2 separate regions of the Homo sapiens genome follow, and region 1 is linked to region 2. A link is an interaction called in ENCODE POLR2A ChIA-PET data of the cell type or tissue named here. Cell type or tissue: HCT116. All regions are shown on one strand. Links, peaks and the distances in the headings refer to the core of each region. The heading gives the core; the rest is flanking DNA. Region 1 holds the start of KRTAP4-1 (keratin associated protein 4-1). Region 2 overlaps LOC105371777 (a long non-coding RNA gene).

Evidence for each region. ChIA-PET counts read pairs that join two places held together with the same protein. Peaks named below come from ENCODE experiments on the same cell type or tissue, not always from the same donor. Only the 100,000 strongest peaks of a DNase experiment are listed, where the experiment ranks them.
Region 1: POLR2A ChIA-PET joins it to region 2 with 5 read pairs; 2 of 35 experiments call an interaction of 5 or more read pairs at or near these places.

The regions. Positions count from the first base shown.
Region 1 is chr17:41,182,201-41,187,584 of GRCh38, forward strand. It overlaps KRTAP4-1 (keratin associated protein 4-1), which reads right to left and starts at 2,711. Exons shown (of 1, transcript NM_001386841.1): 1 at 1,900-2,711. The coding sequence starts at 2,654. The coding sequence ends at 2,214. It also overlaps the pseudogene KRTAP4-17P. In HCT116, for the core only: no CTCF peak of the experiment used is centred there; no DNase peak of the experiment used is centred there.
Region 2 is chr17:40,900,569-40,905,952 of GRCh38, forward strand. The region is part of intron 1 of LOC105371777 (a long non-coding RNA gene); the gene reads left to right. Among named protein-coding and RNA genes, the nearest start is that of KRT20, 18 kb to the left of the region's middle. In HCT116, for the core only: no CTCF peak of the experiment used is centred there; DNase peaks (open chromatin) are centred at 1,623, 2,863 and 3,193; H3K4me3 peaks cover 1,078 bases; H3K27ac peaks cover 4,804 bases.

The DNA.
Region 1 (5,384 bases), core at 292-5,291, 280 kb after region 2:
ACCATCCTGGCTAACACGGTGAAACCCTGTCTCTACTAAAAATACAAAAATTTAGCCGGGCACGGTGGTGGGTGCCTGTAGTCCCAGCTACTCAGGAGGCTGAGGCAGGAGAATGGCGTGAACCCGGGAGGCAGAGATTTCAGTGAGCCAAGATCGCGCCACTGCACTCCAGCCTGGGCGACACAGTGAGACTCCATCTCAAAAAAAAAAAAAAAAGAATGTGACTTTCTTTATGACACTAATGTTATATTGCTCTACTGATATGATAATGTACTTTAATTTTTGCCATTTTCTTCTTCGTCCTTGTCTAAATTTTGCTTCTAACTAAAGTCCTTAACTCTTGGGCCTATTGATATTATTTGGTTATGGAATGGAAATTATCTCAAAGACATGAGAAACTGTGATAAGTTTGAACTTCCAAAAGGGAAAGTAGTTGCTAAAGAGCAGAGGAAACAACCAGATGGCTGCCTTGGAGCTAGGCTGCCTTGGGTAAAACATTCACTTGTCATGGGGAGATGAGAGGCTGCTGTAAACATGGTGACACACGCTATAAAGACAAAACAGATAACATTTCTTGACAATTTGCTTTGCCTATCCCAGACAAGTGTGGACAGTAATTGGTATTTAGGTATAAATTATACCAATGAAAATGAGAAATCTACCAGTATTTCTCGCTTTACCTTCCTGCTGTCTACCCATCAGCTGAGTGGCACCCCCATCATTTGCAATGACCTTCCACTGCATCTGTGCTTCACCTTGACAGCCTTGGCATTACTGCTTACTGCACTCCTGCCCATATTTTCTGATCCTTCATGATTATTATCATTATTGAAAAGAATATTATTTCCCCATTTTAGAACATCTATAATTTTTTTGGTCCTTTCCTGAGGATAATTTTTATTCTATTAAATCCTGTATTTTGCTCAAGTATATTTTTTTTTCATGTGGAAGTGACATCAGGCAGAATAAGCAAAGCCATGTGGCTACAGGAGACATATGGTTTGCTTGTCTGAATATGACCAAGTTTACCTGAGATACAAGAAAGCTGTAGAGTCTAAGCATATCCCGAGAGTGCATTCTTAGCTCACAGCTTAAAATTACAGCCTGAGTCCTTCTCTTTTACAACTCTATCATTGCCTACCATTCAAACCCTTACCCAACTCCTCCCTGACTCTTCCCCAAAGAGGATATTCCCTTGTCCTTGTGTGGCTCCATCTTTGACTAAGAGCTTTCTCATTTGCCTATGACTTTTAGTATAGTACCATTAACATAGAGGTGATGGGATGAGGCCAGTGAGGTTTAACTTCCACCAAATTTGGTCAACACCAACTGTTTCTTAGCTCATCTCAGTCTTGTCCTCATAAGAATGTAAACATTTTCCTATATTTTCCTCCTCTTCATTTCATGGGTCTGTGACCTGCACATCTTCCCTGTACCAACTTAACTCATTCTATTATTAAATGTGTGTATATGTATATTCCTAATGTCTTACTCTTCCCCAAGACAGAAAGTTCTCCTCTGATCAGTACTACCCAGCACAATCTATCTACTTTGCTCTTTCCTCTTATTTCCAAGATTAGACGGTGAGCTCCTTTTAGGAAGCTCCTGTGCCTCACATATCTTGATGTGATCTCCAGAGCCCAACAGTGCAATGAACATGACAGATGATCAATAATTTCATTGACTGAATAAGAAACTTTTGTTAGTTAAATACAGCGAGTTATCTTATTTTGAAAAATTTATGAAGTCCTTTCTATAATATAAGCATTACATTATATTTACAAAATCAGTTTTCTTTCCTGGTCGTGGTAACCCAAATTTGTCTTTATCTTGAGAGAAGTAATGCTAAAAAATAAACTGACAACTAATTCTCAAAAAAATTGAAAAAAGAGAAAAGAATTACTGATATTAAGATAATATTTATTGAAGAACAGTTAATATGTAATTTTGAAGGTCAAATCAAGCATAACAGTCAGAAACTTAGAGGCTTAGTCTAACTGCATCATGCATCTGAGGTCTGAATGCTGCTGGGAAGAGATCCATGGGAAAAATGAGTGGTATTAAATGTAGATGGATGCCCTTTCACCAGTTACTTAGTGGAATAACAGGATAATAAAGCTGATGGCCATTTAACACATGGACAAGTTGATATAAATGACACTTTCATATCATGGGATGGTGACTGGCTCATGGTTGATAGTCCAATATGAGGTTCAACAAGAGGATCCACAGCAGCTGGGGCGGCAGCAAGTTGCACGGCAGCAGGTGGTCTGACAGCAGAGTGGACGGCAGCAGCTGGACACACCACAGCTGGGGCGGCAGGTGGTCTGACAACAGAGTGGACGGCAGCAGCTGGACATACCACAGCTGGGGTGGCAGGTGGTCTGACAGCAGAGTGGGCGGCAGCAGCTGGACACACCACAGCTGGGGCGGCAGGTGGTCTGACAACAGACTGGGTGGCAGCAGCTGGGGCGACAGCAAGTGGTCTGGCAGCAGGTAGTCTGAGAGCAGGATGGGCGGCAGCAGCTGGATACAACACAGCTGGGGCAGCAACAGGTGGTCTGGCAGCAGCTGGGGCGGCAGCAGGTCTCTTGGCAGAGGCCTTGATCACAGCCCTGGTCAGAGCAGACAGAGCCACAACAAGAGTTAACCATGGTGTCAGAGGGTGGAGGTTCTAGGTAGGTTTCCAAGACAGTGAGTTTTTCGAATGTGGGAATCTCCTTATCCCATGTCCACTTTTATACTCAGCTGAGGAGCTGTTGTCACCACATAAAAGCTATTTCCTTGTTATTGTTTATCTTAATAGATAGGCAATTATCAAGTTAGCTAATTGTGGGAAAATATCTGTATAAAAGGTGGAATGCACTTTTATTCTTTCTCTGTGTTAGAGTTTAGCCAATCCAGTCTTTCCTCCTCCTCTTGTCTTCAGTTAATTTAGTGTGTCATTTAATTTCAAAGACTTGTAATCTTACTCATCCAGTCGATTGTCAGGTGACAGATCACTTGGAACTCAGCATTCTGTGTGTCATCCTGAAAACTGTGTGTCTCACAGCAGTCCTCAAATGGGATGATGTTTCTTGTTTTCTGAAGATTCTTCTGAGAAAAATAAACTGTGAAACAACTAGAAGAAAACAGCAGAAATTGTCTTAAAATATTAGAAGTGGAGTGGATTTTCTAATACAGAAAAACTTAACAACAATGAAGAAAAAGATTGAAAAAAATTTACAACAGAAAAAAACTCAAATGCCTGATTGAAAAACAAGAAGGCTAAAGAGTAAGCTGAAAATAAATAATAATACCTTAACCAATCTACAAATAAATGAGCTAATTTTCTTAATCCATGAATACCTCTTACAACCCAATGAGAAAAACAACAACAACAACAACCAAACAGAAAATTGAGTAAAGGATATTAACAGTGATTTCACTAAAAAAAGAAATTTAAGTGCCTTTTGAGCTTCTGAAAGATGTTTAGTCTCACTCATAATTTAAGGTATTTTAATTGAACAACTTATTCACTCATCAAACCATCTACCGAATACCTACTGTGTGCCAGGTTCTACTGCATGCTCTCGGGATATGGCAGTGAATACTTGCTATTTGTAATGACAAATGTAAAATATTTAAGTTTAAAAACTTTAATAAATTGGTGAAATTATAAAGACATTGACATTTTAATACACAGTTGGCAGGGATCTAAATTGAGGCAACTTCTTTAGATGGTAATTAACAGAATCTGAAATTTAACAGTATCTTAAATTAATTTAGCATATTTTGAAATGTGCGTGTGTTTTGATTGAGCCTTTTCACTTCTAGAAATGTATTCAACAGATGCACCTATACATACCTTCCAAGATGTAAGTTCAAGGGTATTCTTTGCAACATTGTTTGCAAGAATAAAGCCTGATTTTAAATTCTATTGTGTTTACGGAGGGGAAAGCCCTTGATGTAGGCAACACACACTAGTGCTCAGAGGCAGTGAAGCATCACTTTCTTTTTATCACCAAAGAAACCTCTTTGACCTATTCTTGCAATTTTTCTATAAGTGCAAGACGACATTAATTTTTAAAAAAAGAAATTAAGAATGTTATCTCTTTAGGCCATCCCTATCCCATGCAGACACCTACTTTCTATTTAGACTGAGTTATTCAGGAAGGAGGGAAGAGGGGATGGAAGGAAGGATACAAGAACATATTTAGAATATATTTTTATGGACATATTTTATGACTATTTGGGGTATATATAAAAATTATGAAAATTCAGTTCGTTAGGCATAAAATGGCATAAAAATATCCATTGTGTCTAAGTTGATAATGATTTTACTCAAATTCTCCATATCTTTGTTTACTTTTCTTCTTCAAATGACCGTTTTTGAAATAGTATGTTTAAAGCCTCTGCTATGATTGCAGTTTTATCACCTTCCTGTCTATTTATAACAGGTTTTTTTCTTTGCACTTAGTTTGAATGTAGCCCAACTTCTTATGACAACAAGAATATTAATATTTTTGCAGACATAATTAATGTATCATAAGGAAGTCACTATCAAGGTCAAAGCAAGTGCAGGTATCATAGGCTTGGGATTCTGGTCTAACTGAGCCACAGTTCTATGGTCACTTGTTTGTTTAGAAATAGCCCTCTCTGTCTGAAGGCAGGGGAGACAGCTTAGAGATAACCCTTCTCCTTAAAACAAGTATGTTTTCAACATGGTAGTTGACTCAGGCTGGTGGTCAGGAATGAAATTCAACAACAGGATCCACAGATTGGTGGTCTGGCAGCAGACTGGATGGTAGCAACTGAACTCACAGAAGCTGCGGCAGCAGCAAGCGGTCTTGCAGCAGGTGGTCTGGCAGCAGCTGGGATGGCAGCAGATCTCTTGGCAGAGGTCTTAACCACACCTCTGGTGACAGCAGAAGGAGCTGCAGCAGGAGCTGACCATGGTGTCAGAAGGTGGAGGTTCTGGGTGTGGGTTTTCAGTGGCATAAGGTACTAGAGTTCATAAGCCTTCTTCCTTCCAAGTTTCCTTCTCTACCCTGCTGAGGACTTGCCATCACCATGACCTGGGTTATTTCCTTGCTATTGTTTATCTTACCTGAAGAGAAATGATCAGATATTCTGATTGAAGCATGACATTGTAGCAGTTAGCCTTGGTTTTTAAAATGGATGCTAAGGTAATTTCCATTTAATCAGTTATTTATCCCTAAAAGCACCATTTTTCTTCCTTTTTTGTTTTAGCATCATCTCATCCATTCCTTCATATACTTTTCAGAGTGTGTCATTTGATATTCTGAGCACAGGACGAGTCATTCTTTTGTTCCAACCATTTAATTTACTGTTCCTGAATGAGCTGCATAGCCACAGTCCCTTCAATTTGAACAGTATTTAAA
Region 2 (5,384 bases), core at 210-5,209:
CCAATATATCCAAAACATAGACTCAATATACAATTCTTAATGGGATATTTATTTTATTTTTTGAATTACATCTTTGAAAAGTGGTGTGCATTTTACACTCAGAGTATATCTCTATTTAGACAAGCCACATTTCGAGGACTCAATAGGTACCTGTGGTTAGTGTCTACCTTAAGGGACAGGGTAGTTCTAGAGCTCTGCTACTCAAAGTATGGTCCTTGGCCTCACAGTTTCACAGTGTAGATATGCCCTCTGTCCCTTCCACTCCTCCTAAATTGGAATTTGCATTGTAACAAGATCCATGGTGAGCCCTCAGAGTTTGAGAGGGGCTGTCTGATGACTTGAAAATCTCATTTGAGGAAACTGCACACCCTCCCTTCTAGTCATATTTGTGCAGTACATTTCCTCATCATAGATTAGGTAAACCATCTTATCATAGTCGGACCAAAGGTAGAGTTCAGTTTAGCCCTTGTTGGAACCAGTGGGATCTAGTTGGGTTTTTCTTAGTCGGAAGGTTGAGCTATTTGGCAGAAAATGAAGGAGAGACAGGACAAAGATGAGATACGAGTGTTTATTCAACCACAGAACAAATGACATCACCATTGTCATTGGAGCTCTTCTTTTCTGACATATGTTTTGAAAGGGAGAAAGGAGTGAAGAAGGGAAGAGAGTGAGAGCTTCCAAATTCATGGGGTTTTCGTTATGTCAGAGTTCTTCCCCTAGGGTTAGCCTCATGAGCACGTGAGCTTGGAAGGGCCTGGCACTTGGATTAATGCTCTGCTGTTGCAGTGTTGAAATTCTTGACAATTGGGTCCGGCATGCCTGCTTTATACCGAGCCCTGAAAATTATGTAGCTTGTCCTGCCTCCCCTAAATGTCCACTTACTATCCACCTGCAGGTGTAAGAGTCACACTGGATTAGGTAGGTTTTGGGAGGCATTTTCTCTTTATGTGTGTGTATGTATGTGTGGGTATATATTATATATGTGGTGGGTGTATATATACACATATGTATGTATATATGTGTTCACAACATTATGATATAAAGGATATGTGCTGGGCCAGGTACGGTGGCTCACGCCTGTAATCCCAGCACTTTCGGAGGCTGAGGCGGGCGGATCACGAGGTCAGGAGTTCGAGATCAGCCTGACCAACATGGTGAAACCCCATCTCTACTAAAAATACAAAAATTAGCCAAATGTGGTAGCACGTGCCTGTATTCCCAACTACTTGGAAGGCTGAGGTAGGAGAATTGCTTGAGGTGGAGGTTGCTGTGAGCGAAGATCAAGCCACTGCACTCCAGCCTGGGCAACAGGGAGAGACTCCATCTCAAAAAAAAAAAAAAAAAAGGGATATGTCCCGGATCAGCTGGATCAGGTAGGTTTGGGAGGTGTTTTCTCTTTCACTTCCCCATCACCACAATCTCTTTATAGCTTAAGAAATAAAAAAGAGATAACACAGGCCTTTGGGAGAATCGAGATCAATAATGCATTAGATAATGGTGTTCTGAGGCAGGATTTCAATGAAAGGCTAAGTGCTGTAACTATGTAACAAAACACCAGCACAGGACAAAGAGTAGGTTTCTCAATCAACAAGGATAAACAGCCCCACCCTCCCAACCTTGTCTCCAGGTTTACAATTATCTGCAGTGTTTGAATAGAGCTCAGAGATCTCTGGGCAGTGACAATGAGTCAGCTGGGCCCATTCATGTTGGAAGTTTTATATGGGTGAAAGTTAAAAATGTTAACTTGTTTCTATGTTGTAAAAATGTTAAACAAAGAATAAAAGTATATTCTCAAGATGACTCATGAGGAAAAAAGAAAGTATATTAGTAGTTTCAGAGCTCAGACCTGAATCAAATGCCTGAATCAAATCAAAAACTACTCAAAGCTTTGAGACCTAAGAAAGTCACTTTCTTTTAATACTAATGGACTTGGTATAATTTGTAATGCCTGCAGCTCAGAGTTTAGGCGGAGAGTCAGCCACATTGGCTTCACCTGGGGGCTGATTACAGATCTCAGGCCACCCCCACACCCCACACCCATCGCCACCACTGACCTGCTGAATAAGGATCTGTATTTTATCAAGATCTACAGGTGATCTGTGTGCCTATTAGAGTTTAAGAAGTGCTGTAATGTTGCACTCAGCAACTACTTATCTTGGCGGTGGTGGGAAGGGAGGAGGGAAATCTAACCCCTTCACAGGTGCATCAACTTAGTGCCTAAGACTTCTTGAAGCATTATGGGAAAGCGAGGGTTCTCAAAGTGTGGGCTTCAGACTGGCAGCATCAGCAGCACCCAGGAGCTTGTGGCAGTGCAAATTCCCAGACTCTGATTATCTGGCTCAGAAACTCTGGGAGTGGGACCCCACAATCTGTGGCTCCATCTTAGCAAGTCTTTCCAGTGCTTCGGATGCATGGTAAAGTTGGAGAACCATGGCTGTAAAGTATCAGTAGTCGAGGAGCAGGAAGATATTTCCACTGGTTGTACATTTTAGTTTAGAATGCTTGATCTTGTCAAGCGGAGCCCCACATTGAATCACATGTTTCATAAGGCAGTAATTCTAACTTTGAAAGAAGTCACGATGCTCTGACTAATTTGAAATTTATTTTTATTTCTGAGGGAGATTTGGACATGGAAAGGGATGGCAAGAAGTGAAATGGTTGAAAAAATAAAGAGTATGACATGATCTGGCAATTATTAACCTGGGGAAGTGAAGAGTGAAAGAAGAAGCAATCGAGCCACATGTTATCTCTGTAAATGGTGAAGTGACTCACCCTAGGGCTCACCAGGAACAGGAAGATGTCGTTTCTTTCTTGCCTCCAAGTGGCAAGCAGGGACTGTGTGTCCTTCATTCATAGCTGCTTGAGAATCAATTACAATAGGTGGGATGCTGTGATAGCCAATAGGGTTCAGAAATCAAGACACAGTCCATGATTCCGAGGAGGCGGCAGCCTAGCCGGAGACGGTGACTAATCGGGAATTATATATAATGTTCACGAAAAGATTTGTGGATATAGAGGAAGGATCCCCAAGTAAAGCTGGGTGGGAGGGAGTCATTGAAGTTTTCCTGAAAGTGCAGAGTTTGAGGGAGAGTCCAAGCTGGAAAAGCACAGGGACATGGAGGTGGCCCACGCATCCCTAAAGTGCAGCGATGAGTAACTGGTGGATAAGTCACAGCCCATAAATCTCAGAATTCATCCATTCACTCCACAAATATTTACTCAGTACCTGCTGAGGGCCTGGCACTGTTCTAGGCCATGAGGATACTTCCGTGAGCAAGACAAACACAAATTCCTGCTGACAAGGCTTCATTCTAGCAAAGGGATATAAACCCCATACAGATAATATATATGTAAATTATAAGACAATGTGATGTAATCACACTGGAAAGGTAGAGAAATGGCAACCGGAGGTGTGAGATGGTGTAAGAATCCTGTGATGCCATCTTCTACAATGGGGATTTAGGTCTTTAATGTCTTCTTTTTTTTTTTTTTTTTTTTTTTGAGACGGAGTCTCGCTCTGTCGCCCAGGCTGGAGTGCGGTGGCGTGATCTCGGCTCACTGCAAGCTCCACCTCCTGGGTTCACGCCATTCTCCTGCCTCAGCCTCCCGAGTAGCTGGGACTACAGGTGCCCATCACCTCGCCCGGCTAATTTTTTTTTGTATATTTAGTAGAGACGGGGCTTCACCGTGTTAGCCAGGATGGTCTCCAACTCCTGACCTCGTGATCCGCCCACCTCGGCCTCCCAAAGTGCTGGGATTACAGGCGTGAGCCACCGTGCCCGGTCTTTAACGTCTTAAGTTGATAAAACAAGAAATAGCAGTGTAAGCATATTCCTTAGAGATATGCAGGTTAATACCAGAAACAATAGCTAAAAGATTTCAGAGAGAAACATTCAGGAGTGGGGACACCAGGGGCTGCTATTTTTTACTATGAACCTTGTATAGTATATGATGTATTCATTCATTCACTCACGCATTCATTCATGAATTCACAAGTCTGTGTGAATATCAGTGTGTGCAAGGTTTTGTTGCAGATGCTGGGGATACAGTAGTTAAAAAAACACAAACGTTTCTGCCCTGGCGGAACTTAGATTCAGGGGTGGGAGCTAGAGGTGAAGGGAGTAGGTCAGAGGAGAAAAAGGAAGGGTGGGGAGGGCTGGGAAAGTTGCCCTTGTGTGTAGAGAGATGAGAATGGGCCTCCCTGTGAGAGTGGTATTTGAATGACAGCAGGAAGAAAAGAGCCATATGGCAGCTCAGGTGCAAAGGTCTATAGCAGTTTAGGTGTGAGTGTGGGTGGAGCAGTGGGGATGTGGGGGTGCTCAGGGATGGAAGGGAGGGTGGTGGAAAGGACCTCAGCAATTCGGAGGTGAATGGTGAGGGATGTGGATGCCATCATCCAGCAAGGAACCTGCCTTTTACTCTGTGATATGAGAAGCCACCGAACTTTGGCGATGGAGTAATTCCTTATATCTTTAAAAAGAGGCACAAAGACCACACCTCATAAATACTGACATCATATTAACAGAATAGATAATACACCACTTTTTCAAATGTATCTTTTTTTCTTTTAATCGCTGAGAGGGAAAAGTAGTATCAGTGGCAGCACACACACACACACACACACACACACACGGAAGAAATGGAAATAAAAGCTAAAGAACAAACTAGTAATGATTCGGAGTGAGACCCCTAACACCTCCCGAATGGGGGCAAGAAGCTCAGGACTCTGGTAGCCCAGGCAGAGTCTGAGTAACTGGCGTTGCCTCTCTTCATGCATCTACCTGATCCACCTGTCCTTCTACCCACCCCTCTGATCCCTAGGAATTCTGAGAGCCTGGTATCACCCAGGTACAAGATGAAGAAGTCTATTGTCCCCTAGAGGGTAAATGGCAAGAGGTGCAGTTTAGGAGGATTCTCAGTCTGGGAGGAGAAGCTAGCTGAGAGCTTGCCACAGATGTAAGCAGGAACGCCCGGCTGAAGTGGGAACGAGGCAGAGGCTGGAAGACACAGCAGAGTGCTGTGCAACAGATGCCGCCTGGCAGACATGGTGCTCTCATCACAAGAGACTGTTATTTGGTACTGAAGTAGCCTTCACATTCCATAGAAAAATGTCTTTCTATTTTTTATATTATACTTTAAGTTCTGGGGTACAGGTGCAGAACATCCAGGTTTGTTACATAGGTATTGATGCGCCATGGTGGTTTGCTGCACGCATCAGCCTGTCATCTACATTAGATATTTGTCCTAATGCTCTCCTCCCACAGCCCTCCACGCCCCGACAGTCCCCAGTATGTGATGCGCCTCCCACCCCCCGTGTCCATGTGTTCTCACTGTTCAACCCCAACTTATGAGAGAGAACACACGGTGTCTGGTTTTCTGTCCTT